3 separate regions of the Mus musculus genome follow, and all the other regions are linked to region 2. The links are chromatin loops, found by intact Hi-C in ENCODE. Cell type or tissue: left cerebral cortex. All regions are shown on one strand. Links, peaks and the distances in the headings refer to the core of each region. The heading gives the core; the rest is flanking DNA.

Region 1 (10,403 bases), core at 1,710-9,709, 85 kb after region 2:
ACTAACTAGGGCAGACTGAAGATTCCTGTCTTCAGGGGGGAAATATAGGTCTGTTTGGCGACCTGTATGCTTCCTTGTGTATCAGTTGGATCGAGTGGCTTTCAGCACGATTGACTCCCCTTTGGTATGTTCTGGTTTTCTGGGTCGAAGTGCAAGGGCTCAGTCTTAGAACACTGGCCTCACATACGTTCTGTTTAATATCTGGCTGCTGCATCCTGCAGCCATCACTGTGAGCCTAGGGGACGGTGAGAATCTCTCAGAGGAGTGAGTGGGTAACATTTTCCATCCAGCCCAGCAGAGTTGCTATCGGAAGCTGCACTCTGGACAGGCATACACGCTAGAGAATCCGAGCCCCCGTAGTGAGCGTTATTTTGGAGGAGCAAGGAGCAATCTTTGTTTCCTTTACACGTTTTTTGGTTCATTTCTAAGAAATGCAATTTTATTACTTTCGAGCACAAGCAGCAACATTGAGCCCAGCTCAACAATAGCATGGCTTGCTGCCTAGAGGGAGTCTCTCTTTTAGGTTACCATTGAGCTGAAAATGATTATAGTTAGCACAATTAGTCATGGGTAAAAAAACAGTTCTGTGGGGCATGAAAATAACTTCCTATCTAATAGAGACATCTCATCCCACAGTCATTCCTGCACACACTCACCCCACACACCCTTAAAGTAAACTTCCCCTCACTGCTTTGAGATCAGAACCTACATCAGATTAATGAAATACAAGGTGATGTATTTTATCACGTTGCTAGAGACATTTAATTGACAAGAGAGACCAGTGTAAGGGGCAAAGAGAATTTTCCTTTTACCCCCCCCCGAAAATTCTGTACTTTGAATCTGACAGCGGGCAAATTAACAGGAGAATCTCATATAACTTCATGACGTTCATACACACTGGGGCACTCACAAAAACAGGAGATTTGAAGACAAGCCAGATGGTTGAGATTTATCTAACATATGCAGAGGCTGGGGGAGTTTCTGGGTGAGAGGTGGAAACAGGTTAAGCAAGAATGAAGAGAGGAGGCCAGGGTAGACAGAGGCTGTCTTGTTGTCCAAATAGTCTCTCACAAAGCAGTCCTAAAGGATTAGTTAAAAGCTGTACTTGTTGGACCTGGAGAGATACCTCAGTGGTGACGCACGCTTGCAGCTCTTCCGGACAACCTGAGCTCAGGTCCCAGCTCCTCTGCTGGGCAGTTTACCGTCTCCTGTAACCCCAGCTACAGGGCATCTGAAGATCCCCCGGGCTTCCGCAGGCACACACACATAGAGATACACAGAAATACAAATTAAATCTTTTCCTTTTTTAAGGTTTTTCCCTCTTAATGGTCCACCATTGAAGCAAACTCCTAAGATAAGGCATAAAGACAATAGATGTCCTGGTTCTCAGCCTCAGAGGCTCCTGCTCGCCATCAGCAGCTCTTCCCAGGGCAGAGACTCCCAGGAACCATCAGCTACTCCTACCAGGAGAGCACATAATGGTGGGAACACTTGGCAGGCAGGACTCCTTCTGACCTCCCCTTAAAGGGTCCCACCAGCTCCCAGGAGCTCCACCCTGGAACACAAGCCTTGGACACATAGGCCTTCAGCTAAAGATTGAGATCTAAACCACAGTTCTGTGCAAACGTCAAGAAAAGGCAGACACTGACGCTTCTCTGCTCTTTGGTTAGGAGCGGATCTTGAGAAGGGGTTCCTGACATGGGCATTCCACAGCAGGCACTGCCCGCCCAAGCTTCCAACTTTCCGATGCCATGCTCTGAGCCCCAACACCAGCTGTTTCCAGCCTGAATATCCCAAGAGAAACATGGATAAACATACTAGTATTTTTCCACAGAGTCAGAACATATTGAATAGCGGTAAGTTCACAAAGCACACTGGTTTCATCGGCACAGCCAGCCAGGCACTTGTGCTTTCCTTGATAGCCCGGCTGTGGCAAACACAAGTCTGTCTGCTTGCTTTATTTTTATAATAAATGACCAACACTAACGTTCAGATACTACATTATATCTTCATGGATGCAATATGTGTAGGCCACCAGGTGTCTCTAAAGGGTCAAATGGGCTGCAGCAGAACTCAATGTGTTTCAAGGAGACCAGAAAGACTGAGAATCTCCTCAGGAGTAAGATGCAGAAGCCAGGCTGCAGGGTCAGACGGAGCTGCAGAAGGGAATTGTGACGGAGTGAGGGGAGCTGTGGGGAGAAAGGCAAGACCAGGTCCAGGTAAACACATGAGTAGACAGATCCCAGACAAATGGATGGATGGTCAGCGTTTCTTCCAGGCTCCGCCCAACAGTTACCTAGCAACAGCCAGGTAGGAGCCTGGCTGCTATAAAAAGACTGTTTGCACCTGCCTCCCTCCCTGCCTCCCTCCCTCCGTCCCTCTGTCTCTCTCTTCTCTCTTCTCTCTCCCTCCTTCTCTGTCCCCCTTCTCTCACCGCATGTTCCCAGCTGGTCTCTTCCCTTCTTTCTCTCTCTCCTCTCTCTCTGTCTCTCTCTGTCCCTTCTCTTTCTCTGCCTCTACTCCCTTCTCAACTCCCCCTTCTCATGCCCCAAAATAAACTTCGTTTTATACTAGACCCATTATGTGGCTGGTACCTAAGGGAGGGGAGGGCCTCATCATGTGCCCACTAAGGCACCCTCTCCTGCCACATCATACTACTGCATTACAAAACATTATCAGTCAGCAATTTGACTAGGCCATACAAACAATGAGGACCAAGCCAAGTTGGAGCCTCTGCGACAGCCATGAGTTTTCTGTCTGTCAGTCCCTTGATGCACATACTGGCTGATCAGATGGCAGGTTGATGCATCCATCACTGACAGTGTTGGACTCTTCCTTTTTATAGGGTCTGGGGGTGGGGGTGGAGTTTGCACCATTCCCTCAGTCTGGCATGGTCACCAAGTTCTCAAGCCTGATTTTCGTGGTGATATGATTTTGGTCCCAGTTTACTCTGATAAATTTAGAGGGTGGCATCATTTCTACTTTCAGGAATATCTTATTTATCAGTTTATGTCTTGTGGGTGATTCTGGGAAGATGGCGTTGCTGACACATCTATCAAGGTACACAGGCGCTCTCCATCTTCACAATGTAGTCAAATATTGCTTGCCAAATGGATTCTTTAAGGAAACATTGGGGCTGGGGGAACCACTATTTTTATACAGTGCAGAGAGACTTTGGGCAGGGCACAGCCAGATCTCAATGCAGAATGCTTTTAGCAAGGATGCTAAGTCTACACTGGTGAAGTTGCATCTGTTCACAGTGTGGCTATAAAGAGCTCCAAGGGAAAAAAATCGTGAGATTATATCATTTCAGTGACTTTGCCAGCTTAAATATGCAAAAACATTTTTATCTGGGCACACCCGGGAAGAGAAGTAGCTGGCGCCTTAGAGCTCTGCTAGGTAAGTGTGTTTGTACTGACGAGGATGCGTAATGTTATGAAGTGTATATATATATATATGTGTATATATGTGTATATATGTGTATATATGTGTATATATATCATGGGGTTCGTCCACTGCTCCTCACTCACGGCTCTTGTAGCCCTCATAATTTCCTAAGAGACTAGAGCAAGAAGAATGTCTTTGTCCTTAGTTCCTGAAACAGGTAGAGAGCCCAAAGGGTGAGAGACAGCCTTTATTTACAAAAATCCCATTTCAGAGTACCCCTGAGCTCATGTTAATGAGGTTATTTGTGTAAAGCCCCACTAGCTAGATAACCCCAGGATTTGGTTCCCTCTGGTTGCCAGGGTAACCAACCATATGCTCAGAGGGTTGACACCCATTATTCCCCCTCTCTCCAAACTGTCTTGGTGGACAGAAGCTTAGGATGGTCACCAATGGCCAACAGCTTGATCAACCACAGCCGTGTACTGACTGGAGCTTCTGCATATGCCGTGAGAAGCTGGACTTGAGACTCTGCAGTGTCTGCGGCGTGTGCTCCTGGAGAGAGCCTAGAGGAGGCATATCCCTTCCGGCACACACACCCTATACATGTCTTCTTGTCCTACACAACAGGCTTAGAAATGCATCCAAATGTCCTCTAGCTTCTGCAAGCCATTCTAGCAAATTCACTTAACACAGTTGAGAGGGGTACTAGGGAATTGATTGACAGGCCACTAGTCAGAAGCAGGGAGCACACTGCTGCTTGCAGCTGGCACCTGAAAGAAGAGTTTTCTTTTAGGACCGAAGCTTTGGCCTGTGGGATCTGATGCTCCCCAGATAAGCAGTCCAGAATTAACTTAAATGGGGGACATGCTACTGTGATTCCAGGGGCATCCATTTCAGGTCTGTAGGGTGTGTGGAGAACCCACACACACACACACACACACACACACACACACACACATTTAGTCGAAGATGCATTTTGTTCTGTGAGAGCAAGTGAGAGCAGAGTGCTTCCTGCTGAGAGTGTAACAGAATCCAAAGGTCTGAGGAAACTGCAGCCACCACCTCATCAGTTCCATTCAGAGCAGAGAACCGTATGCCGAGATGAGGCTCCTTCAGGTCCTGAACATTTTAACTGAGAAAGCCCAGACGCAGGAAGGTCACTTTACCCTTGTATGCTCTCCTGAAGCAGATCACAGAAGAATCGCCTCTGGCTGAAGATCATAAGACTCACTTCGGAGGGTTTCTGCCCTGCACCGGGAGGCCAAGAAGAATTGTGCACATAGAGCTTGCTGAGTTCCAGCCTTTTCCAATAGATTTCTTTCTTTCTTTCCTTTTAATTCTCTTTAAATTTATTTTTTACAGTCCAATCATTAGACCCATTCCGGTCCAACCTCCCACAGTTCCTCATCCCTTTCCTCCTCCCCCGTCTCCAAGAGGGTGCTCCCCCCCTCCTCCAGGCCTCCTCACTCCCTGGAGCTTTAAGTCTCTTGAGGGTTAGGTATATCTTCTCTCACTGAGGCCAGACCAGGCAGTTCTCTGCTGTCTATGTGTCGGGGGCCTCATATCAGCTGGTGTATGCTGCCTGGTTGGTGGCTCAGTGTCTGAGAGATCTCTGGGATCCAGGTTAGTTGAAGCTGCTGGTCTTCCTATGTGGTCACCCTCCTCCTCAGCTTCTTTCAGCCTTTCCCTAATTTACCCACAGAGGTCCTCAGCTTCTGTCCATTGATCGGGTGTTAAGTATCTGCATCTGACTCTTTCAGCTGCTTGTTGGGCCTCTTGGAGCTAGGCCTGTTTGTGAGCACACCATAGCATCAGTCACAGTGTCAGGCCTTGGAGCCTTCCCTTGAGATGGATCCCAATTTGGGCCTGTCACTGGACCTTCTCTCCCTCAGTCTCTTCTCCATTGTCCCTGCAGTTCTTTTAGACAGGAACAATTCTGGGTCAGAGTTTTTGACTGTGGGATGGCAACCCCATTCCTCCACTTGATGCCCTGTCTTTCTACTGAAGATGGACTCTACAAGTTCCCTCTCCCCACTGTTGGGCATTTCATCTAAGGCATTTGAGTCCTGAGAGTCTCTCACCTCCCAGGTCTCTGGAACATTCTAGAGAGCGCCCCCCCCCCCCACCTCCTACCTCCTGAGGTTGCCTGTTTCCATTCTTTCTGCTGGCCTTCAGGGCTTCACTCCTGTTTCTCCTTCCTATCCCTCAATACCTGATCATGTTCTATTAATTTTTAACCTGAAACCAATTTCAAAAGGATATTTGTTTTAAGATGACTTTTAAGTTGTTGTACAGGTATTGGATCTCATCCCATCTAGGCAGGTAAACATAGGCGGTGGGGATCCTACTGTCCTGGGCATGTTCCCGAAGGAGCTACACGTCCTTAAGGCTTTACTTGGGCACCCCTGCTTTGCTCTTTGTACAGTGTTGCACAGCAAAGCCTCACTTGGTAATACGGCTCACTGAAGACTCTACTCCTCGAGGGACATAGAGGAGGATTCAGATTTTCAATATAATTTTTTTCTCCTTCCTTCCTTCCTTCCTTCCTTCCTTCCTTCCTTCCTTCCTCCCTCCCTCCCTCCCTCCTTTTGTCCCTCCCTCCCTCCTTTTCTTCTTCCCTTCTTCCCTTCCTTCCTTCCTTCCTTCTTTCCTCCCTTTCTCAATTCCTTAATTCCTTCTTCCTTCCTTCCTCCCTCCCTCCCTCCCTCCCTCCCTCCCTCCCTCCCTCCCTTCCTTCCTTCCTTCCTTCCTTCCTTCCTTCCCTGACACAGGTTGTCACTATGTAGCCCATGCTAACCTGGAACTCATTAAATAGACCAGGCTGTCTTGGAACTTACAGAGTTGCCTCTCTTCTCCAGTGCTAGGAGTTAAAAGGTGTTCACCTCTACCTCATTCCAGAAAAGAGTTTTCTTGAGAATTCTTTGCAGCTAATAATCACTCCTTTCTGTGCCTACAGCTCCTCTTCTCTGTTCCCATGTCTGACTCAGTTCCCTTCTTAAGACATGCGTGCCCAAATGCTCTTTGTACTGACCAGTTCAAGACTAAAGAAAAAGTACTTAAATCCGTTGTCTGTGCTTCTTCCAACCCAGAGAGAGTGAGCGTTAACACACACGTGCCAAGCCGCAGAGCCTTTGTAACGCTGGGGTCAACCACAGTTTGAAGCCTCTTATTGATAAGTTTCCTTGGTCCCCTGAAGGACCTTGGCCCACAGCTTAGAGGAAGTGCTACCATTTGTATCACAGGTTCAGTCTAGGTGGAGTGTAAAGGGTATGAGAGCAGAGTGCTTTACTGGGTAGACATCCCAGGCTGAAGTGACCCTGGGCAAAGTCTCTCCACACTCCTTTCTCTGCCTCCTTGTGGAGACATGAGCAAGGGACTGCATTAGCTACTTTTGCATCACTGCAATCAAACTAGCTGATGGGAACAAGGAGGAAGCAATGGTTTCAGGAGGAATCTGTCTGTCCTAGTAGGTAGACTCAGTAGAACCACTTATCTGTAGAGGTGCGCATATAAAGTGGCGACTAGGAATCTGGGAAAGTGGCAGGAATAGGAGAAAGGGGGTGGCCATCAGAGCCCCCCCCCACCCGAGACTACTGCCACCTAGGCCTTACCTAGACCTTATCAAAGGTTTCATACCCTCCCATACACACACCCACACCCCAGAGAGCACAACCAGTCAGGAAACTGCCCCAAACATGAAACCTGTGGGAGAAATCTCAGATTCAAACACATAACAGAGACGAGACAAAGCCAGATCATATATAAAACCAAGAAGGCTCCTGATTTGTCAGCAACCAGCCCAGGAACACCATGCTACTCATTATCTACAGTAACCAGGCCAGGAGGCCAAACCTGCTTGGCTGAGTCAGACTCCCAGGACGCCATACGGTTATCTCCAGCAAATGATTGTCCAAAGGTTCAACACTTGAATAACAGCTGATGTGGTCTCTGATTTTTGTTCCTGTTTCCAATTAGGGCCAATCAGGAAATGTCAAATATGGACTTCTAATCAGTCACATGGGATGCCCTGTGTTTAGCTAACCCACCTATTTATTCACAGCACCAGGCTCTAGTCAGAGCTCAGCTTCAGGCTTCCCTTCCCCACTGCAAAGCTTGTCTGATTTTCTGCTTGGTTTTGAGTCTCTGCCATACAAAAGTGGTGACTGGATCCCTTGCAAGCTCGACTAAACAGTCTGGTTTTCTCTAATTGAATTGGTTTCCACTGACTTTTACGTGGACCTAATGTTTTTTGGTTGCTACCCAAAATTCATTTGCTCAACAAATATTTATGGAGAAGCTAATTAATACTATTATGTTAGATGCCAGAAATCTGGGTTGAGTTTCCAGACTAGTGAGGGTTGAGTTTCCAGACTAGTGAGGGAGAGTAGCATTAATTGCATAATTACATCAACAGATATAACATCTCAACTATCAGGAGAAGCAGCGTGCTGTGTGCTATGAGGACCTAAAGCACTTGTTCAGAGCCAATTTCTTTGAGGAATTTGCAACTACCCTGAGATCTGGAGAAGGACAAGATTGTAACAGGCAACAGAGAAGAAAGACTACAAAGACCCAAGTCAAGGTCATGGGCATTATGGATGAAACCAAAGCCTGAAGAAAGGTGAGCCTGGTTGGAGGTCATAGAGCCCAGAGACAATGCCAGAGAAAGTCTAATTGAGAGACACATGCCAGGTCTCCTTGGGTCTCATGGGCATTTCAAAGGAACTTTGTCTTGATCCAAACACAACAATATAGTAGCCAACAATGATTGTAAGGTAGCCGAGTTTGCATAGACAAATGTTATAGTTACGGGAAATCTATTGTTTATTCCAAGTTTAAAAAAAAAAAAAAACCCAGCAGGAAATAGATAAGCTTTGTGGGTGTGGAAGAAAATAGATAAGTGTAAGATTTAGTAGGTGTAGAACACAGGGCTCAGAGCCAGGGAAATGGCTCAGTAGGTAAAGGTGTTGTTGAAGGAGTTTTAGGAGCCGAGTTCAGCTCTCTAGCACCCAAGCGTTCTGATTTGCTTTCTGTTGCCATGATAAATGCCATGATAGAAAGCATCATAAGGAGGAGAGGACTTCTTTCCTTGTATAGCTTACCATCTATCATGAAGGAAACCGGGGCAAGAACCCAAGAGCGGGAACCTGGAAGCTGGCACTGAAGCAGAGAGTGTTACTGACTGGCTTACTTTCAGTGCCTTGCTGAGCTGGCTTCCTTAGACAACTCAGGACTACCTCAGTGGTGGCACCTCCCCAGTGGCCTGGGCCTGCTACCTCAATCATTAATGATGAGAATATACCATAGACTGGCCAACAGGCCAATCTCATGGAAGCATTTTCTCAACTGAGGGCCCCCCTTCCAAGTTGACTCTTGTGTGTGTCAAGCTGACAAAAAAACTAACCAACATGCCAAGTAAATACTGTGTTCGTATGCTGACCTGCCCACAATCCCGTCATGCCAGATGTGGAGACAGGGTGCCTGAAGTAAGTTGACCAGCAAGATTTGTTGAATCAGTGAGGTCTGCTTTCAAGTGAGAGAGACCCTGTCTCAATAAACAAGGTGGAGAATGATTGACACCAGCTATCAGTCTGTGACCACACACATGCAAGAACAGTGACCAGTGATGCTTGGGGAAGAGGCAGACCCAGGGAGACTGAAAGCATCCCTCAGATTTAGTAGTTGCTGGGCAGCTCGATGGAGCAGGAGTAACACAGTCACAGAGCCACGGAGGTCTGAAGACCGTGCAGAGCACGGAGAGCAAGAGAGCAAATCTAACTGAGCGTGCTGTATGTGGCTGTGCAGGACAGAGGGGTAGGGTGCCAGTTATAATGGGGGGGGGGGCAAGGGAATAATCAGCTAAGAGTTGTTTGTCCCTTCTTTTCTTTTGACTTGGATTGTTTTGGTCTGCAGATATTTAAAACCAAAGAGAAAAACCTTGAGGAAAAAAAACAGTTGAATGTGAAAGATAAATGCATAATTCCCTGGGGAGGGTGGTCCATAGCTTCTGGTTTCTGAGGTGGCCAAAAGGGCAGAGATGAGGTAGGAAAAGGCAAGAGCTCGTCCATCTGGTGAGTTCTATCTTTTCCTGCAAAGTGGGAGGCTCAGTCATCTGCCAAAAGGGAGGAGGAGGAGGAGGAGGAGGAGGAGGAGGAGGAGGAGGAGGAGGAGGAGGAGAGGGAGGAAGAGGAGGAGGAGGAGGAGGAGGAGGAGGAGGAGGAGTGGGCATCTGGGACCAAGGGGAGGGGATCTCAGCAAGACTCATGAGGGAGGAGACTAGAGACACAGAGGCAGTGTTAGGCTCTGGAGAAGTTCGGTGAAACTAAGCATGGTGGAACCAATGAGGGCTTCCCCTAGCAAAAGGAAAGAGCACGTGAGATGTATGTGTATGTGTGTGCGCGCACATACATCATGTATACATACATATGTACATAGGTATATAAATGCATATAGATATGTATCCTATATACAGACATATAAAACACACATATCTATTCAGAAATATCTACAAATATAGATATGTACATTTACAGATATATACATGTGTGTGTATGTATATACTTTGCTTTTCCTTATGATTGGATATTGCCAGAAAACAAAGTGAGAAATGAGCTGGAGAGATTATCCTGAGAAAGCCTACCTGGTTTAGGATTCAGGAAAGAGACAGTGGACAGATGGGAGAAGGGGGGAGGGGGCAGGTGGCCTCACAGAGCCCTGTGATGGGGGGACTAGGAAAAAGTAATGCTGGGACTGGTTCTGATGTGTGGTAGTTGTGATTAGCTGCCATTTCCCTGGCCCTGCAATACACTCCGAGATAACCCTAGAGAAAATCGTCGAATAGCAAAGTTAAATACTTTGCCATGAAGCCACACCACTTAAGCTTTGGGGCCCTTCATCTGCACACCCTAAAAGAGTCCTAGTTAACTTCTGTATTTGTTACAGTTTAGCTATGCCCACAGTTTCTTCACAAGCTTTGGGTGGAGAATATAAATGAGAGTCTGGAGGTGGCTCTTTCT
Region 2 (10,403 bases), core at 1,266-9,265:
AGACAGAGTGGCTTAGACTGGGCGGTGGGGCTAATAAGGAGTCTGTAAGAACTGCGCTCAACAATCTAGAGATTTCACATTCAATATTCTTATTTCTGGCCTTAAAAATCTACAGGATCTGTTCAGCTTGGCTTACGGATGTATCCTGCAAGCCTGTGTCGATAACTGAGCTGTCTTTCCCCTTCCAATGCTGGACTTCCAGAAAGGGTGTTCCTATGTCTTTTCTTCTTGGCAGCTGGAAGAGAAGACTGAGAAAAGCTTGGGCGAGCTGGACTCCTCTGCTGAGGGCAAAGGGGCCTTGAAGAAGGAGAGAGAGGTGCACCAGAAACTGCTGGCTGACAGCCACAGCCTGGTGATGGACCTGCGCTGGCAGATCCATCACCGAGAGAAGAACTGGAACCGGGAGAAGGTGGAGCTGCTGGAGCGTCTGGACAGCGAGCGGCAGGAGTGGGGGCGACAGAAGGAGGAGCTCCTGTGGCGGGTGGAGCAGGTAGGTGTGCTGCAGCAGCAGCCCAGAGTGCACCGCAGCCCCAGAGCACAGCACAGCCCCAGAGTGCACCGCGGCCCCAGAGCACAGCACAGCCCCAGAGTGCACCGCGGCCCCAGAGCACTGCACAGCCCCAGAGCACAGCGCAGCTCATAGATAGTTCTCAGCCCAGTAACATAAAGAAAGGAGATTGTTGCTGTCATCTGCATTCTATTGAGAGAATCCAGAGGAAGAGTGAGAAATGCAATGCCTCCCACAGTAGAGATCTTGGTCCTGGGATCCATGTATTACTTTTGTGTAGTTGTGCCCTGAAGACCCATGAAAACAAGGATGTGATCAGCTTTGGGTCAGTTGATGGTTGCTTGGTGCTGGGCTTGGACCGTATGTGGTGGTTAAAGCGCAGGACAGAGGAGGGCCTTCATCTCATGGTGGACAGGAAGCACACAGAGCAGTCGAGAAGAAGGACAGGACAAGGCCACGGCCCCACGGACCTGCTTCATCCAGCAGGACCCCACCTCTTACCTTCCACCACCTCCCAGTAATACCATCAACTATGAATTTGCCTAGGAATTCATTCATTCATTCATTAGGTCAGAGCCCCAAGGATGTAATTAGTTGAAAGGCCACCGTGGACACTCCCAGGTCAGTATTACGTAATGTAGGTATTTCTCAATCCAGTGAGGTTAGCAATTAAGGTTATTCATTACACCCTAACAGCACACACACCTTTCATTGCAGAGATGGTAGTAGACTTTTCTTTGTATGCATGTGCAGGGGCTGGGGAGTGACCTTTTAAAGGGATTTGGAGATTAAACTTGAAAGGGGAAGTTATTTCAGGTTGCCTTCAGGGAATTTTTCCCCAGAGTACTCTCTTAAGATGGCTACGGAAGCCGCGGAGATGGCTGCAGCCTGAACGGAATTGTTACCATTAGCGAAGTAATTACCAAACCGAGTTAGAAGCCACTGTCTGCTGGTGATTGCTCCTGCTGTGGGTATTGCTGAGCCGTGATTAGATAGGACCAGAACCAAGGGAGTTATCTGGTAGCTCATCATCTTCCGGTAAACAAACTCAGACGGATGTGGGGAGAGCAGAGGGAGTTGCTTTCCCGCAGCCTGAATGATTGCTCTCCGCATTGCGCACGGTTGGTGCAGCTGAAGTAGCTGCAGTAGGCCCGGAGCGATGTGAGAAATTCAGGTTTTCACGTCACACTGAGCGGAGGTTTTAGAATTCCTCAGTGGCTAGATTTCTCAGCCCACAGATAACCTTGCTTCTTTCAATCCATCATTCTTATAAATGCGAAAAGCCTCAAGAGATATCAGTCAGTTAGAAACAGTAACTCGGATAAAGGGGATCATGACTCCATTATAAGTACTCACTCAGCCCGTGCTAATAAGAGGACCTTTTGAAAAGTATGCTCTGCTAAGTATGCTTAGCTACGGCACGGTTCCTATGCTAAAGTTTAATGGAGGTGAATTTGAGTTTAAATTTGCATGGAAATTTTAAATGGGACCCAGGAAGCACTAAGTGACTTAGAAATGACCCAGAACCTTTGACTCAGAAACAGTAGAAAGGGAAGGAGAAAGAGCACTACAGACTGAAGGAGCGGAGGCTGTCCCCGCTGATCACCAGTGAGTCACCTTGCTAATATTTGATATGGCTCCACTTCAAAATTCTCCAAATACTACCAAGAGGAAAGTCACCGCTTCCTGTTTGGTTTGGAAATACAGCCCTGTGAAGGACCTGCCAGATTGTGCCTCGCATCTGTGCTCTGTTGAGTGGGTCTGCCTCAAGGCGGAAATTCGGAGCTAACAGTAGCATGTATTCTTATAAAATAAACACCAATTTATCACACCCAACTTGACTTTTTCTTAGGAGACATGAACAGATGTCTCTGCCCCAGATGGAGTTCTGAATACAGATCAAGGGATAATTCCAACCCAAATCTAGTTTAGCAAACCATTGGGCTTATTTGGGGTACTTACAGGACCATGGATGAGGGATTACTTATAGGAGCCTGGTGGCTAGCAGGAGGGTACCTCACTGAAAAGCCCCACCGCAGCACGTGATTTGTGAGGTCGTACGTACCTATGGTACACAAACTGCAGACAGCTCAGCCAACTGGGGCCTTCTTATTCCCCAACTGTTAGTGTTTATGTAACTTTGGGGGAAGACTCTCAGTGGCTCTTCTCATTCCCTGTGCTTCCTGGACCTTGTGTGTCGCTTGAAGCTTTCTATTCCCTCTGAGAGGCCGTGTTTCATCTCTCAGAAAACAACAGGTAACCCGCAGCAGCCTGGCCCTAGGGGCCTTCATTCCCAGCCACCGCTTTGCAGTGCTCACCTTGGGTGTCCCTGCTCTACCCCAGTGAGGCCATCATGTTCCCTGTCATGGGCCTTTGAGGATCCCCTTGTCTAGTCATTGCTGCTTGTTGATCCTGTCCCAGGCCTCTTCAGCTTTGAAAGTCACACTTGCCATGAATTCGGCGGGCATCTCAGGCTTTTGTTTTTCTTTGGGGAATGAGGAATTTCTAGCAAAGAAAACCTTGGCCAGACACATCTGATGACACTCAGTATCTGAAGTGACCTGGGGCTGAGCTGTCCACCTCACTTTGAGACTATTTTGGGGGGGTGATAACAAGGACCAAGAGCTGAGCTTCATTTCTGTGTCTTAGGTGTTGTAGCGTCCGCCTGGCCGTCCCTCACACCTGTTCTGTAGACCCCAGCATCTGGGCAGGATTTCCCTGTTTATCAGAGGGGCCCATGATGAAAGGATGCTGCACACATAGAGATGCGGCTCTCAGAAATGGATCTAATTTCCATCAAAGTACTCAGCATCTTCAAGGGTTTTGTAATTTCAATGCCCTATTTGAAAATTCATACAGTAGCCATAAGTATTATCTGAAGGAGGACGTCGGCTCAGGTGAGAGCCTACAGAGATCTATGTACAAGTGGAAGCACGCACTGGTTTCATGGCTCCCCCAGTTGCTTGCTGGTTTAATGTCTAGCTGTACATTCCATAGATGAAGCCAATATGTAACTGAATATCCCTCACAGCTCCCACTTGATATCTGACTCCTTGGGAAGCCGTATAACCTTGGCTGTGATAACTTGATATGGACAAAGAAGTGGCACTAAATCCATTTTCCACTTGCAGAACATATGCTTCATGCTTTTCCAGTGTCGTTAAACTCCCGAATAATTTCTACACCGCGTGAGGCGGTGCTTATGACGAACATCTGTCAGAACGTGGCTAGGGTCACTCAGCGTGCCTCATCTATCCTAGCAGAAGAACTCTCATCTCAATTCACTTTTGACTGGGGGGTAGTTAGCGTTTATGTAGTCACACTAGATCTCCCCATAGGGCCCATCAGCTCCCAGGTCTCAGCCACAGAGCGTATCTATTCATGTACTTAGGGAGCTAAGTCAGCTACCTTCAGAACCTGAGCAGCCGGCTCACCCTCTAAAACCTGTTCAAGGGGTGACCTTCTTCTCACCCGATTGTGAGGTGACAGTCTTGAGATTTTGCTGTCCTTAATCATTCGGCATAGAACCTGTTAAATGTTCTGTTTGTATTAACTGTTGTTCTGCCATAGGTTGAAAGTACAATAGGTACTCAGCCCTGGAAAACCCTACCCACTAAAGGACCCATGATACCATTACAGCAGCACGCAGGCATCTCAGCAGCAGGGACTGCCAGCTCTGGCCGCTTTGGCTCATGGCTATTTTTTTTTTTTTTTAATTTTAAGGAAACCTGACACTCAGCAGCCCCAGTGCGAACTACTGCTGGCCGCCCGGGTTTATTTTTGAAGTTCCACTTTACTGAGTTAGAGCGCGTCTGCTCATAGCTCTCCTCTTTAGTCGTCTCCTCACACACACCCTCGGCGCACATTTGCGGCTTCCCAGCTCGATGCTTGCATCTTAATTCTTCGCCCAAAATAACTTGGGAGAGGATCATGTGTTGAAACTCAAACGGCACTGACACGTGCTAGAGGGATGTAATAAAAAGCTTTCCTTTTTATATAAATTTTTTTTTAAGCGGAGCATTTAGCATCATTAAGGGAACTGCGAAGAGATGTGTCGTGAGGGAGGGGGAGAAGAGACAGAGGGAGCTGAGCTCAAACCCGAAGAGATTGGATTATTCCCCAATTTAACAGTGAACTTGCTGTAGGTTGCCATCTAAGGTTTTGCTGCAGGTTGCCCCTTTCTTAGATTAACAATAATGTTCAGAGCTTTCTGAGTGAACACCTCCAAAATGAGAAATAAACTGAGTAGAAGCCCTTGTGTCCTGTAGACCTTCCTCCTTGATGGATCACAAGCCACACTTCTGCAAGCTCATGGAGGTAGGCTCAAATTGGGTTAGCAGAGATGCAGTTTGTAAAGATGCTCTCAAAAACCATCTGTCTGGATTTGAGGGATGTTGCGAGCCGGGATTTTTTTTTTTTTTTTTTTTTTTTTTGAAATTCTTCCACCATCTCAGCACTTGAGAACTGAAAATCTTCAGTTGGCCACTCTTTCGAATGAAGTCCAAATGGATTTCGTTAGAAATTTTACTTATTCAAGAGAATGGTCAATCTAGGAGCATACACCAGCGAGGATCTCATTGGAAAGGCCTTCAAGCCTCAGTTGTAGTTTCTATAAGTGGGGTGGGGGTGGGGGGAGCTTTGAGCCACACCTCATTGGTCCTCTGTGATTGTACATAGCCAGCTCTCTGATAAACTACTCCAACTGCAAGTTCACCTGTCCGTATCTACCATCCCCTCTGCCAACTCACCTGTCTGCTCATCTCCACTGAGCTAAGCCACAACTGAGAAATCACGTCTGCTGACAAACCAGCAGGCCACACATCCGCAGCTATGGGCCCTGCCTTCTTAAGTGCTGGGATTTGGAGCAGGGCCTTGCAAATGCTAGGCACGTGCAGTCTCACTGGCTTTATCCCCAACCCCTTCATCTCCAATCTTCTCACTCCGAGAAGTGCTTGCCTGTTGCCACTTCAGTTTTCCAAGCTAGGCCACAAGCGTGCTAGATCTTTAGCCATCTGTATAGCTAACCCTCTCAAGCAGAGGTAAAGCCACCTTTAGCACCACGTGGTTATACTCCAGTTCAATCACTTGAGTTATATATAGAATTTGTTATCCCCCTTGAATCAATTAGGAAAATGCGGTTCATCTCAGGAATTTGCCATCCATGAAAGTATTCTATGGAGCATAACTAAAGTCCTGGAGGTAACTGCAAATGAAAGTATTATACTTACTCCCATTAAACTTAAAAAAAAAAAGTCTAATTTCCCATGAGTGCAATAATTGATAAATAAATTATATGACTACAACAAAAATAAAGAGAATGCGAGCAAAGACTCCTCCGAACATCAGGGAGGTTTGTGTGGCAAATCAGATTCTGCAGCCCTGGTAAAAGCATGCGTTTCTTCAGAAAGCATCATCTGTCTTGCGGGGCATTCGGAAACTAAGGTCAGAACCGTACACTTGCTTCCAGCCAAGTCTTTACAGGTAGACACAGGCAACTCAATACAGCAGGAAAGGGATGGTCCTAGAGAGATTCTCATGCTGAAAAATGGAAACTGACTATTTTCATTTTTAATACCCCCCCAGTTACAGAAAGAGAAAAGTCCCCGGAGAAGCGGCAGTTTCCTCTGCAGCCGAAGGGAAGACGACACACGCCCTTACCCGCACCAAGGAAGCCTTCACTCCTCCAGACCTGTGTCCATGTGGCCCTGTGAAGACGCCGACTCCATCCCATTTGAAGACCGGCCGCTCTCCAAACTGAAGGAGTCGGACAGGTGCTCGGCCAGTGAGAACCTGTACTTGGACGCTTTGTCCCTGGATGATGATCCAGGGGATCCGCCACCCCTCAGGAACTGCCTTGCCGAGGTCAGCCTGGGTTTGTCCCCCGAGGTTCCTAATGGCTGGAGGGAGCTGTCATTAAGTGCAGCTAGTATTGAGCAGAGTCCCCTCTCATCAGGTTCCCCAGACAACCTGTGCATTGAGCCACGTGAACCGCTGCCATTGGCGATGTGATGACTTTATTTGGTGAACCTGACCCCGGTCCTGCTGAAACGCTGGACTGTGGTCCTGCTGCGTAACTCTTAAGAAAAAGTATGGTGAACAAAACACAAAAGAGGAAAATAAATGTGTATTTCTCAACTCTTCTTGAAATTGTAGTACAGTTTTCTGATTCTAGAAAGCTAATGGCTGAGAAGTAATTCTGTATTAAGAAATTTCTTAACATTTGATAGCTATCAATCACTAAATGGCAGCTATTATAAATATGCTATTCTGGGCAAAAGGGAAAAACATCCAACAATCAGATTACCAAATGAGTGACTTTAGAGAGCCACCAAATTTCTGTTACATTTCTTTCCAGTGATGATGGTTTTTTTTAAACCTTGTTTTTAAAACTGGTATAGGGATAATGAGACCCTGTCTCAATAAATCTGGGAGGATGGAATGGGGACGTGGGTGTAGGGATCATTATATGTGAACCAGTTAATAGTGGCTACACTGGATGGCAGTTTTTCAAATACTTCATACTTACAGGGACTTGCCTCAGATAGTTTTGAAATATGGAGACGTTATATGACTTGAACGTACCTGATTCAAAGTGCTCAAACCACAGAGTTTCGGATTTCCAATTCTTCCAGAGTTTGGGGTAGTTGCATGCACATAATAAGGTGTCTTAGGGATCGGAATCAATTCAAACACAGAAATCATTGTGAGTTTTGTATACACCTTATGCTCAAAACCTGGAGGTAGTCTTACTCAGTATGTTTATTTTGTGTGTGTGAAACAAGTGTCGGAACTGGAAGCGTTTCCGATTCTGAAGTACTTCCTATTACAAATTTCCGGATTGAGGGATGCTCAACCATGCAGTCAGTGACGTCACACACCTTAATCCCAGTGGTGTGTATTGGGGTGGTAGACTGTTTGTCAGCCCTGCTCACAGATCTGCAGGCAATGCATATAGCCCAGTTTCATAGAAGAGAGGGCACAGGGTCAAAGTGGGGACTTTACTCCTCTGTGCAGCAGAAACAGAGACATGCTGTCTGTGAGGAGGGGCACCCTTCAGTCTTCCTGTTCCCAGGAGTACGGTTTCATTACTGTCAAGTGACTGTTTCTTCCAAGCCGTGTCGGCTTGAGAGTCCTTTCCCAGTAGACAGACAACCTGTGCCTCTGTGGTGCTGTTGGCCAGCACAGCTCTCTGCTGTTACTCTTCTTTGGCTTGTAATCGAGAGTGCTAAAAAGCAAGCTGGGGGGCCTATCCCCAAGAAGGCCACACCAACCTCCATGGCAAGATTTAGACTGGAGGACCTCAAGCTCCCAACTCTCTTCTCACTGTTACCCTCTGCTCCCACCCTGACACGCACACGCACACACACACACACCACTTGCTCTGGATCGACAGGTCTTTGAACTCCACGAAGTCAGGAGGTCTCCGCAGGAATGCACAAGAGCAGTTCCCTCAACAAGCTCAGTCAGGTCTCCCCTCAGGCACCCCCTCCTTCCAGGAAGAGACTGCAGAGGCTACCCTGCCCTCCCGTGATGCTTCGGATGCTGCTTTTACTGGTCGGCTTCAAAGGGCTCAGGGCAGCGGCTTAGGACTCGGCCTCCGTGAGCATTCCAAACCCCACCTTTAAGGGATCAGAGCAGAACAAGTCACTTTAGCCCAGACAGGATTCCTAGGAAGCCAAGACTGACTGATTCCAGCAAGTATTTGTTTCCCCTTTATAGGAAGAAGAAAGTCGCAAGGGCAATCTTCAGAGGTAAGTCGATGGATGGCTTTTAAATCGTGCATCTCGTAGACATGCCGTGTTTTTTAGTTTTAGCAACAAAAAGGGCAACATATGCTTTCTATGCTATGTCCAAAGGAGTGTTCGGAAAGGCCAGCTATTAAACGAGCCAAGGAAAACTTTGCTTCTTGCAAAGTTCAGAAAGCCTCTCCATCCACGAGGTGTTGGACTTGCTATGCCTGGGCTTGTAGTTAGAGGCTTTCCTGAGGGGAATAGCCTGGGGTTGCCACCCTTCATGTTAGTGATACACCTGCTCCCTGCTCGCCGGTCTGAGCTCCCTGCTTCTGCCTTTCTCCCTTACATTGATGGATATGGGAGCTCTCCGCGTTTGCTTTTCTTCCCTCTGTAGATTTTATTTCCATCGGGTGCTGTTTCCCTGGCAGTTTGCCGCTTCCAGCTTTATCCTTTATTGTCGGGTGAACTCGGAGGCTCTAAAGGAGTGTCTCTTTGCCAGCCCGTGCTGGCTGTGGTCCACACCACCGAGATTGTTGCCTAGGCATGGATCTGTCCTTCTTCTCTGGTCTGCCCCGGGCAACGGCGAAGTCCACATGTGGGCTTGGGCTCTGGAAGTAATTTGCATATCCCTCTTAATGATCTGTTCCGAGGGCCTCAGTTTCCACATCCGTAAACAGGAGAGCTTCAGTTTCTCTGGAAGATACTCTCTTTTCTCTGGGTAGCTTACGTGTACAGGCACACAGGGAATCAGTCACATCTGACACAGAGGAGTAGCACGCAGCTGTCACTGCTGAGTGCTCCCTGGCATCCATAGCAGCATATTATCTTTGTGTGGAAGGTGAAGGCAGAGGCTTTGAGTCCTCACCTTTGATAGTCCAGGCCTCCCATCTTTCTGTTGCCTTTATGCACTATGACCGTGTTTTTTTTTTTTTTTTTTTTTTTTTTTTAATTTTACTTGTTTCTATTGATTTCAGAAGTAGTCGACACAGGGATCATAATCTCTAAACAGCATCAAAATGTCCAACACAAAACCACGAAGGTCCTGGTCCCCTCCCCTGGCTGTGCACCCTCCGACTTCTAACAATACGGCTGGTCCTGCCACATCTGCATCAGGAGGTGCTCAGACATGCTTCCAGTACACCCCAGTCTTATTGTCTCTCCAACATGGCTGCTTCTAAGTGTCCCTCCATTCTCTCTCCTCTCTGCATTCCTCCATCCAGCTCACCCCAGAGCCACGGAGCCCCCACCCGTTGCTTCCACTGGTGGTTCTGTGTAGACACCGCTGAGAGTACACACTTGCTCACCGGGTAGCCTCAGCATGGCCTACTGTTAACAGGTTCTGTGGAGAAGCAGTCTGTGTGCTGGATCTGGGGTCACCTCTGGCATGGCTAGGGCTATGCTAGAACCCCAGGTATAAACTCTCTCAGGTGAGGGGAAGCTCATGACATGTGATAGTGTCCACTTTGCCTTCCCACTTCGGCTGCAGTTGCCAGAGATTCCAGGTCACAAAGCTTCTGTCAGCTCAGGTGGCAGGCACATCCAGGTTTGAGCATTTGTTTGCCCAGGTGGGTAGACCGGCTGCATGTATACCCCAGCTACCTTCTGACTTGTCCAGTAGGCCACCCACCACCTCTGTGTTGGCAGATGGGCACATGGAAGGCATTCAACAAATTTATGTCAGATTGAAACAGGCAGAGTTTAAAAAAATGCCAGCATTGAGGAAGTCCACACTCGCGTTCATGCGCATTGGCTACCAATGTCCAACTATGGCTTTGTCACACTTGTCTTCCCCCTTTACTGTTGATCACACATCTAAGCGAGTTTGTCGCCTATAGAGGACAGTAATGGCGCGGGAATTCATTGGGGGAGTGTATCAGCCACTCAGAGGTTATCAAGTGGCTGGCCCATGCTTTATGAGTTAGGTAGAGGCAGGCACCTCCATGGGTGCGTCTTGTGCAGAGCATGGCCCAGGAGCTAACACCTTTCTTTTCTGCATCTTTCCCCAGGGCTGTGTCTGTGTCCTGTATGTCCGAGTTCCAGCGTCTGATGGACGTCTCTCCGTTCCTGCCTGAGAAGGGGCTACCTTCCGCCGGCAGCAAGGAGGATGTCACTCCACCCTTGTCTCCCGACGACTTGAAATACATTGAAGAATTCCATAGCAA
Region 3 (10,403 bases), core at 1,334-9,333, 100 kb after region 2:
GATTTGTCCATTGTAATGTACTTAAGAAATGGGGGGCGTGGGGAGGGAGGATGGGGCAGGCCACAATGCCAGTGTGCACTTGCTTGCCTAACGGTAAAAACATGGAGATGATTTATGCATGAGATTCCAGCACGACAGAAACTTCCCGTGTGTTTGCTGTACGTCTCTCCATCTCATGTGTGCTCAAGGAACGGGTCTGTCATCCAGCTCCCGATCATGAAAGCAGATTCCTGCTGCACATAGGGAAAGTGTTTCTGTAGAAACAAAATACACTCCACTTTTCATGCATCAAATATTTATGGAGGGTTGTCAGGGGGCACCTGCCTGTAACCGCAGCACTTGGTGGGCTGGGAAGATGAGAATTTAAAAGTCACTCTATACTACAAAGCAATTTGAGGTGAGCCTGGGCTACATCACACCTATCTTAAAAAGGAAAAGCAAATACACACATGCACAAAGACATACATACATACATACATACATACATATATATATACACAGACACACACACTATATATATATTACAAAGCAATTTGAGGCCAACCTGGGCTGCATCTTACCTGCTGAGCCATCTCACCAGCCCTCAGGATGATATTTTCTAGTTCCATTCATTTGCCTGCAAAGCTCATTCAGTCCTTGCTTTTAATAGTTAAATAGTATTCCATCATGTAAATGAAACACATTTTCTGTAATCATTCTTTGGTATAGAGACATCTGGGTTGTTTCCAGCTTCTGCATATTATGAATAAAGCTGCTATGAAGGTAATGGAGCATGTGTCCTTTTGGTATAGGCAAGCATCTTTTGGGTATATGTCCAGGAGTGGTATAGCTGGGTCTTTAGGTAGATTGATTCCCAATTTTCTGAAGAACTGCCAGGATGATATAAAAACTGCCCTATCATAAAAAACAAACACACATACACACAAACATGCACATAGACACAGAGACAGATACATACAGACATACATGCATACATATATACATACATAGACACACATACACATATTATATGTACACATACACACACACACACATATATGGAGAGAGAGAATGAGAGAGACAGAGACAGAGAGACAGAGACAGAGAATTACCATAAGTAGGGCAGTGATCTAAGGAAAGGCTGAAGCGATGCGGGGATATTGGACAATTGTAGGATATAGTGGAAGGTGCTGTAAGGGTTGTGAGGGGCAAGCATGGATAGCCACGAGGATGGTTTTTAAGGTTCAGCAGAGAAAGACACAGTAGGGGAGAGATAGGAAAGTCAGAAGATGGTAAGTGGGTGTATGGATGGGTAAGGAGATGGGAAGGTGGGTCAGAAGAAGGAAGAAAGAACAGGCAAGCTGCAGAGAGGCTAGGAGGAATGGGGAGGGGAAAGGGTTTGTTATGGAGTCTGGTTGTATGCAGCTTGGTGTGGCTGGTTAAACAACCTCTGCGAGGCTGAGTCTGACCCTTGAGGCCCACAGGGGTGGGAAAGTTGCCAGAGAGCGCGGCCGGAAGTAAAGCATCAGCCAGGATCCACACCATCAATGGTGCCCTGATGCTGGGCTGATGTCTTACTGCTCTGATCCTTGCTGCAAGTACTGAGGATAAACCAGGTTCCTCTGTCAGAAACTAAAGCCCTCACGTATCTGGCCTTGGAGAAGCTGAAAAACAACTCCAGAGAACGGAGAGACCGTGCGGTCAACCCCAGACTGCCCAGGCGCCCTACAGCGCCTCACCACCAAGCCAGAAGTTCTGAGTAACTTATAGATCCTGAAACCCTACAGAGAAGAGGTCCCGCTCAGCAGAGACGGGCACTTCACAGGGGACTGGGGAGTTGAGGGGGTTATAAGAGAAATCATTAGCTAAGCTAGGGTGGTAAGGATGGACAAAGGTCAGTTAGGGAGCGGGGCCATGTTGGGCCATGTCCGCTCCACAGCTGGGCACGGCCTCTTGTGGGGCTGGAACGCAAGGATTTTGTGCTCTGGGGGGTGGGGAAGCCAGAGCTGGTTCGGGGGTCCCCTGTTCAGCGATGAGGCCAGGCTGTGGGGTTCCCAGACTCTTGGACATCAAGATACCACTGGGAGTGGAGAAAGCTGAGAATGGTGTCATGGGCTGAGAAACAACTCAGGACCGCATCTAGTCCCGGGCCAGGGGGTGGGGTAGGTGACTGGGAAGGGGAGCTCTGGTTTATCCCATAGGGGGAATTGTCCTTAGCTCTGTGGAAGTAGGCTTGGTGGCAGTTATGGCTGAGAGCGCAGAGAGGCCTTCTTCGGGAGAATTAAACTGCGGCTCTCTAGGCAAATATCTTCCTCATGGCTCCCCATGGTGGATCCTGATGAAACACATGGGTCCATGGTTCTAAACAGTTTCTTGGTTGTTCATGGCAGAAAATGGATGCATGAGGTCCCATACCATACCCACTTCTCGGGGTGGGCCTGAGGTGAAATACCTTTTGCAGGGAGCAATGTCTAGGAAGGGAAGCTTATTGGCTAAGCCCTCCAGGCCTCTAGGTACCTCATTAGGATGGAGAACACTGTTTTGGCCTATGTGACCATAGACAAATTTCTTTTGTGTGAGAAACATGGCATGTATTCCAAGTCAGGAGCCTGACAGGGAGCCAGCTGGAAGTCACCTAAGCCTCAGGTGTCTGCCCACTGAGTCTCTGGGTCTCTACCTGCTCTACCTTACCAAACTTCCTGGCATGGTTTTACGTCCCTGGGGGCATCTTCCCAGGGCACTGGAGTCGCATTTAAAAATGGGCAATTGGGAAAACTGTGTATCTCTTAAAGGGGAATGAGAATAAACAGGAGAACTATGTTTTCCCAGAGAAGAAACTTGTTTAAAAACAAACAAACAAACAAACAAACAAACAGAAATAGGCTGGGTATAGTGGCTCACATCTGTAATCCCAGCACCTGGGAGGTAGAGGCTGAAAGAAGAGGAACTCAGCTTCACCCATGCTGTGATAGTTTGTGTATGCTCGGCCTAGGGAGTTACTTGATTAGAAGGTGTGGCCCTGTTGGAGTAGGTGTGTCACTAGGTGTGGGCTTTAAGATCCTCATCCTAGCTGCCTGGAAGCCAGTCTTCCACTAGCAGCCTTCAGATGAAGATGTCGAACTCTCAGTTCCTTCTTCACCATGCCTGCCTGGATGCTGCCATGCTCTCACCTTGATGATAATGGACTGAACCTCTGAATCTGTGAGCCAGCCTCAATTCAATGTTGTCCTTTATAAGAGTTGCCTTGGTCATGGTGTCTGTTCACAGCAGTAAAACCCTAACTAAGACACATGGCTACATGACTCCCTCCCAAACAAAAGAACTAAACAATGGGTAAATAAAATACAACAACAACAAAAATGGATTGCTCTTGTTGAATGTGTCTGAATTGAAATCTTCAAGCTTGTGGTAGGCTGGTTTACAAACTCTCTCAGAAGTTCTCAGCTTCTTCTCTTGTCCCCTCCTCAAGCCTTTGGACTTTCCAACCTTTTCCCAGTCCTTAGTCCCTTTCTCATGGCCAAGAAATCCTTAGTCCTCACTCCAAGAAATGCCTGGACATGCTCGTGGCTGCATACATCTTAGCCTGTTTTTGTTTCAGACTCTGAAGAGCCTCGTACGTGCAGGATAAACATGTGTGGCTCAGAGATGCAGGTCCATTCTTATGAGCATCTTGCAGTGAATTGCCCAAGGGTATCTAACTGAGCCAGGCTTCTCGAACAGGGCAGGGAGCTAAATACCAACTGCAACCCACATTAGGCTTTGACTCAACACTCAGATGGAGATGTTCTCCAGATTCAGTTTGGTCTACTTCCTAAAGAAAACCAAATAGTCCAGGAGAAAGTCAGGTTTCCTGTATGTTACAGCTCTCTTCCCTGCCTTTCGAAAAAATAACCTTTCTTAGAAAAAGTCACTCCAACAGGGTTGCTTCTCTATTCCTGTCCTGACCTTGGAGCCAAGCCACAGAAGGGAGGAAGGGGCTTTTGCCAAATGAGGGAATAGGTGTTCCCCACAATAGGCACAGACCAGAAGCCAGGCCTTTCTTCAGTATTGCAGAGCAACAGACCCTTGGATCTCCAATATCAGGGATTCCCAAGAGTAATCTCAGATTCCAAAATTCATTACAGGAATTCCCCAAACTGTGAAAAGGTCCTGTGTTCATGGTCGTGGCTTTGACTTGTGTAAAGAGACAGGTGGAAATCCTTGAAGGAAGAAGATGTGAAGCTGACCATAGAGTGGGCAGGATGCCTGGTACTGTCATAAGTGGTCCAGCTGGTAGTTTAACCCAAGTCCTTTTGCTCAAGGGAGCCAGGATAGCCAGGGACAGTTCAATGGGTATCAATTAGGGAGCCAAATTGCCCCATTCCCTGCTCCCTGTGATTTACTTCCCTAGAGGAAAATAATATCAAGAGGGCTCACAATAAGGCTATCTTTAACTCTGCCTGAAGCGTACAGATCTTAACACTGCCCAGTGCTCCGGGGTGAGGTGGGTCACCCTGCTCCGTCTCCAAAATGACTCAGCAGATGGCTGTTGAGTGTGACACACTCTCTAGATGTCAGGCTTCAAAACCCAATCACCCACTCTGGGGACCTTTGCATGTTTGATGGCTATTTCTTTGTGACATTTTCAAATGCTTACTCGGTGCCAGGCTCCTGATCCAGTGCCTATGCAGACTTCCTTGTTTAATCCTCAAATTATTTCTGCAGAAGGCGCTATTATTATCCCTGTTTGAGAGGGCCGGTTCTCTGCGAAGCCATCTGAGGTCACACAGCTAGAGCGGAGACAGACAGTCTTTAAAACGTAACCCAGACAACCGGAGCTGAGAAAGCACAGCGGGGCTGAGATGTGCCGGACACGGGGAAGCTTGCTCACTCAAAAGTTCCGGGCGTGTCCGGAAGAGCAAGCTCTAGGTGCTTTTGATGGAGAAGTTCTATGGAGGAACAGACATGGTAGAAATAGGCGGTGTATTCTCAGGAGAAAAAACTGTACTCTTGGGAGAAAAATGGAGTCCTTTTATGGTATTCAGGGGACATTTCCTGGCTTTGCCATTGGACCTGACCTCCAGGGCCATTTGAGTGGGGTCCTTGTTTGAAGAGGGGAAAGGTGGCAGCTGGGGACCTTGTCAGGCAGTGCTCGCTCTTCCTCGCTGAGGCACCAGGGCGTTGGGAGCAAGGCTTTAGTTCTATGAGGCACCAAGCAGTTAGGGTCTGGTTGTTGGAAAGTGGGGGAGTTTGTTTTATGGGTTTGGACTCCTGTCTCAATAGTTATGCCCAGTGAGCCCTGTTAACTTAGAAGCAAAGGCAAGAAAAGGCTGAAGGTCGGGGGCATATCCACAGACTGGAGAATAAAGTTCTGCACAAGGACGAAGCCTAAGTTCAGATCCTAGACACTCATAAAAGCCAGGCAGGTGAGCCCCTGCTCCTATGATCCCAGCACTGGTGAGGTGGGGCAAGCTGGCTAGCTAAACTAGCCAAATCTGCGAGTTCTAGGATCTGTGAGAGATCCATGCCTCAGTAAATAGAAGGGAGAAAAAGTAATTAATTAAGACCACTGGCTTTTATATGCATGCATGCATACATACATGTGTGCACTCCACAGGGATACATGTGCATCCGCATCCACACATATGCAAAGGCACTTACATGCGTGCACATACAACACATATACCTAAACATGCAGGAAGGGAGGGAGGAAGGGAGGGAGGAAGGATGGGAGGGAGGGTGGGATCTAAAAGGTAATATTTAACTGTCTGAGGAGACAACTGTGAAGTCTTTGGGAGAGGCCATCCCTCTGGTTTTTGTCACAGAGCCCTGTCACCAAACAGGTCCAAAAGGAAGGTGCAGGTAAGACCGAGAAGCTCAGGTCAGATAGATGACATGTGTGGATATAACTAAGGATGCTGTGCGTGCATATGCGTGTGCGCGTGCGTGCATGTGTGTGTGTGTGTGTGTGTGTGTGTGTGTGTGTGTGTGTGTGTGTGTACATGTGTGTTATGCACACTGAGGATCAAACCTAAGGATGATAATAAGCCCACTTCACACCTGAGCTATGCCTCCGTCCTGAGGACTGCTTGGACCACTCTCATCTGTGCTGCTCTGCTCCATGTCAAAAAACTTCCACACCAGCCCCACCCCAGGCCCTAAGACTCACTGACTAAAAGGTCAGGGGGTAGACAGTGCTTTCTGTGAGTGTTTAGCAGCACGATCGCCTCCGAGGGAAGCCACGCTGTGACAGAGACCCACAGGCGACTTGACCTTGGCTCCTTCCCGCTAGTTCATCCCGCAGCTTCTCCTCCAAGAGAAACCTGGAAGAGGGAACTGCTTGGCCGCTATGAGGCCGCTATGAATCATGGGGACACTCTGGAGGAACTCGAGGCACAACCTTCAGGGAACAACCTACGTGCCATACGACAGAATTTGGAGAGAAAAGGTGAAAAGAGTTGGCATAGGAGCAGGAGACAGCGGCATGGAAGGCTCTGAGGTGCAACAGGGGACCCGCGGCAGAGTGCTGCTGAGGCTCTATGGCAACGGCAACGGGAAGTGAGGCAAAGAGCATACTCTTTGAGAGTCCATGTGCTTCATAGCAAGGCAGCAACAGGACAGAATGAACAGACAAGGCTTGTGAAAGGAACGGCACCTCGGCATCACAGTGTGGGACGGAGTACAGTGGTCACGTGTGTGATCCCTGTGTCGAGGAGCAAATAAGACAAAAAGCAAATAAGACAAGCGCATGGGGGTGGGGCTGCATGACCCTTTGTGTGATTACCTCGCCAGGATGACGCAGGCGCATGCGCAGGCTTGCTGCTACAGTTAGGATCCGGACTTCAGGTTTACCATAAGGGTATGGTCAAGGAGATCCCAGGAGAAGGCCTGGGGAGGCTCCAAAGCTTCTCCCCATAGAACTAGCACACATCATTGCCCTGACACACTGGTGTGTTCAGTGACACTGGGGGTGACAATTAAGGGGCTCACAAGTTTTGCCGGGTCTCACTAGTTAGCACAATTGAAGTCATTGGTGATATGAAAATTCAGTCTCCTGACAGTGTGTCTCCTAAGGGTGGGAGGGGGCTGTTAGCATTTGCCTTGAAGCCCACCCTCTAACCACAGCCCATTCTCCCAATATGACGGCCTCCTATCTGAGTCCCCTTCTTAGTGTGAAGGGTCACCCAAAACAAGAAAGTCACTTATGTCACCCTGGAAAAACCAACGCTTAGTAGACTGTGTTCTAGGAAACTGAGGGGAAACCAGCTCTGTCTGGTATAATAACACAATGGTCAGATTTGCGCAAAGTTTCCTAGCACGATATACTTCTCATTTAGTCTTCAAGACGATCAACCATGCGTGCATGGCAATCTCATGGCAAAACCAAGGCACAGGAAGAGTCTCTCATGACTTCACAACAGCAGGGATTTGAATTCGTACCTGTGACCTGTGTTTCCATGTCTCTCTAGAACTGACTGTCAAAGGGAGACACACCAGGATATTGGTCGTGTTTGCTATGAAAGAACACTATAGGTAGAACTTAAGGACCTGGTGCTTCTTAGTGGCCTGGAGAAGACCCTGGGTTCTGTCCTGGGAGGAATTCCATCTTGGGCTAGGGTATAGCTGCGGCAGAGTGCTTCCGTGGCCAAGTGGAGAAAAGCCAGTGGCAAACAAATCGGTACTCAGAGTCAGAAGATCAGTAGTTGAATGGTGTTAAGAAGAAAGGGGAGGGGAGGGGAGGGGAGGGGAGGGGAGGAAAGGGGAGGGGAGGGGAGGGCCCTCATGGATCTCAGGGAGAGGTTACCAACCCTTCACAGGTTTCATCCAAGGAATAAAGGAGATAATTTATTTGCAGAGAGAAGCGAACCCATTTAAACACGCTTCCCCCTCTTTCCCACCGAGTCTGCTTTGGTCTTTGGGACTTGGGGCGCACCTCTTCTCCATTACTTCCTCTTGTCTTACGTGATACCCTCAAGCCTCTGATGGCTTTGTGTTTTATATATATATTGTTTTGTTCTTTTGGTTCAGTTACTTTTATACTGTTTACATGGGCCATTACTTTAGCTTCAGGAAACACTAGCTTTACAACGGATTTATTAAGTACCTAACTGTGCGTGCCGCAGCACTTGAAACCTAGCCAAGGGAGCCAGGCCCTCAGCGAGCCAGGGTGGTTGGGAGTGAGAAAGGCCAGATCAGGCAGGGTCTGAAAAAACAAAAACAAAAACAAAAACAAAAAACAAAAAACAAAAAACTGAGTTCTTCCTCCAACTGCCTTCTAACATCAGAAGGGACACCGACATCTTGGAATCTCAGAGAAGTGAGTTGTGAAATATCCCAGTTTCCCAAATTCACGAACTGCTCATGAGGTTTATGAGAAATGGTGTGGAGAAGATTTTAGTGCCAGCAATATGGATGGAGGGAATAATTATGCACATGGGAGAAACAGGGAGTTCCTTGCATGAGACCTAGCAATGTCACGGAGCCCTGCCTGGTAGGAGTGGCTGCAGCTACCAGCGTTGGGACCATCTTGAACCCAGCTTGCACTCCTAGTTGTCTTTGCTTCCTTTCCCATTAAAAGTAAGGAGTGCCTGCCTCAGCAGTTTGCCACAGGATGGCGAGAGATTAACCTGTGTGCTCAGACTGACGCCCAGGAAGCCAACATCACACACACACACACACACACACACACACACACACACACACACCCCGGTACTCACCTGAGCTTTGGCTGCAGGACCTCCCACACTCAGAAAGAGGGAACCGCTAACATCATGATTTCTGGAGATTTCTGATCTCTTCCATCAGCACCACTGAGACTAACCAGAGTTTTTACAAGAAGCAAAGGACATTTGGATTCAGGGCAGCAGGGGAAAAAAAAAAAGTTTTTCAAAGCAAGTACCCTCGGGATAGAAAAAAAGATTCCAGTCTCAGTTCTCTTCCTGACAGCCCCAGTCAAGGAAGGAGGAGGGAGAGGAGGGAGGAGACAGAGAAAGATCAAGGGCCCCAGGGCAGGAACAGGAGGCGGGGCCACAGGGGATGGAAAGACAGGAAACAAAGGCCCAACAGAGTTCACTGGCTTTCTGACCGAATTCCCAATTCTCTAATCCCCAGCAATGATTTGTTTGAACAAAGTGATGCTCACAAGTCAAGTCCACCCCATAGGATCAGGCTTCAGGAAAAAGGACACATCTGGGGGAACCTGAGGCAAAGGCAAGGGCCTGCTTAGTCTCCTATTCTGCGAGATACACCCTAGAAACAGAAATAATACAGAATTAACTGTTCATACTTAGTCTGCAGTGTTGTAAACCTTCCTCCTTGGCCCTGAATGCTCCAGGTACGCAGTTTGCATTTGGAATCCCTGGTAGTATTTGGAGGTGGCAAAACTTGGTTTTTTTGTTTGTTTGTTTGTTTTGTTTTGTTTTGTTTTGTTTTGTTTTAATATGGGTATTTATTTTTTTAATTGGGTAATTTCTTTATTTACATTCCAAATGTTATCCCCTTTCCTGGCTGCCCCTCCGAAAAACCCCTCCCCCTCCCCCTCCTCCTGTCCACCAACGCATCCACTCCAGTTTCCTGTCCCTAGCAATTCCCTACACTGGGACATCAAGCCTTCACAGGACCAAGGGACTCTCCTCCCACTGATGACCAACTAGGCCATCCTCTGCTGCATATGCAGCTGGAGCTATGAGTCCCACCATGTGTGCTCTTTGGTTGGTGGTTTAGTTTCTGGGAGCTCTGGGGGTACTGGTTAGTTCATATTGTTGTCCCTCCCATGGGGCTGCAGACCCCTTCAGCTTCTTAGGTCCTTTCTCTAGCTCCTCGAGGTGGCAAAACTTTAAGGGGACATCTTTGAATTCTTAGCTAATCTTCCTTCTTTCCCTGTTTATCTCACATCCCAGCCTTGAGGGAAGCAGCTTTGTGTCACCACATCTTCCCTGACAGTGTGTGCTGCCCTATACAAGGCCACCAGAGCCTGGGCTAAAGCCTCTATGACTGTGTGGGCCAAAGCTTCTATAGCTGCAAGCCAGAATAAATTCTTTCTTCTTGTAAGTAAACTGTCTCAGGTGTTTTGTTATAGTAACAGAAATCGGACTAACCCCACCAGGCCAACCCATGTTTCACAGAGCTCTCTAGTGTGGGGTCACCTTGGCTTCAACTCTCATAGCTCCTTAGGCTTTAACATCGTTTTTAAATATTTTTTGTTGCCTTGTCCTCCCTGCTCACTTTTCTCGAGTATCATGAGGCACAAATCAACCAAGCATTAACGGAGACATGCATTTCCGTTTCGGTAAAAAACATTTTACAAATCCAATCTTAAACTCTTCCCCTTTTAAAGCTTGCTTCAGTGACTTCAACGTGCAGGGAAGGATAAGGCAAATCAGATGCAGTGTGGCAGACGCTAAGGAGCTATTTGATGTAGACACAAACTCAACGGGTGCCTTCTG

The links. Peaks named below come from ENCODE experiments on the same cell type or tissue, not always from the same donor. Only the 100,000 strongest peaks of a DNase experiment are listed, where the experiment ranks them.
Region 1: a loop joins it to region 2, with 5 times the contacts of the local background. A loop is called at or near these places in 5 of 42 quality-filtered maps.
Region 3: it touches region 2 in a loop (2.1-fold over the local background); 7 of 42 quality-filtered maps call a loop at or near these places.

Annotation. Positions count from the first base shown.
Region 1 is chr17:66,259,874-66,270,276 of GRCm38, reverse strand. No RefSeq gene overlaps it. Among named protein-coding and RNA genes, the nearest start is that of Gm20742, 73 kb to the right of the region's middle. In left cerebral cortex, for the core only: no CTCF peak of the experiment used is centred there; DNase peaks (open chromatin) are centred at 3,963, 4,518, 4,803, 8,563 and 5 more places; H3K27ac peaks cover 3,937 bases.
Region 2 is chr17:66,344,210-66,354,612 of GRCm38, reverse strand. It overlaps Mtcl1 (microtubule crosslinking factor 1), which reads left to right. Exons shown (of 14, transcript NM_172963.4): 10 at 236-490; 11 at 6,092-6,370; 12 at 8,228-8,259; 13 at 10,248-10,403. Among named protein-coding and RNA genes, the nearest start is that of Mtcl1, 100 kb to the left of the region's middle. In left cerebral cortex, for the core only: no CTCF peak of the experiment used is centred there; DNase peaks (open chromatin) are centred at 3,716, 4,390, 5,411, 8,690 and 4 more places; H3K27ac peaks cover 4,680 bases.
Region 3 is chr17:66,240,654-66,251,056 of GRCm38, reverse strand. No RefSeq gene overlaps it. Among named protein-coding and RNA genes, the nearest start is that of Gm20742, 53 kb to the right of the region's middle. In left cerebral cortex, for the core only: no CTCF peak of the experiment used is centred there; no DNase peak of the experiment used is centred there.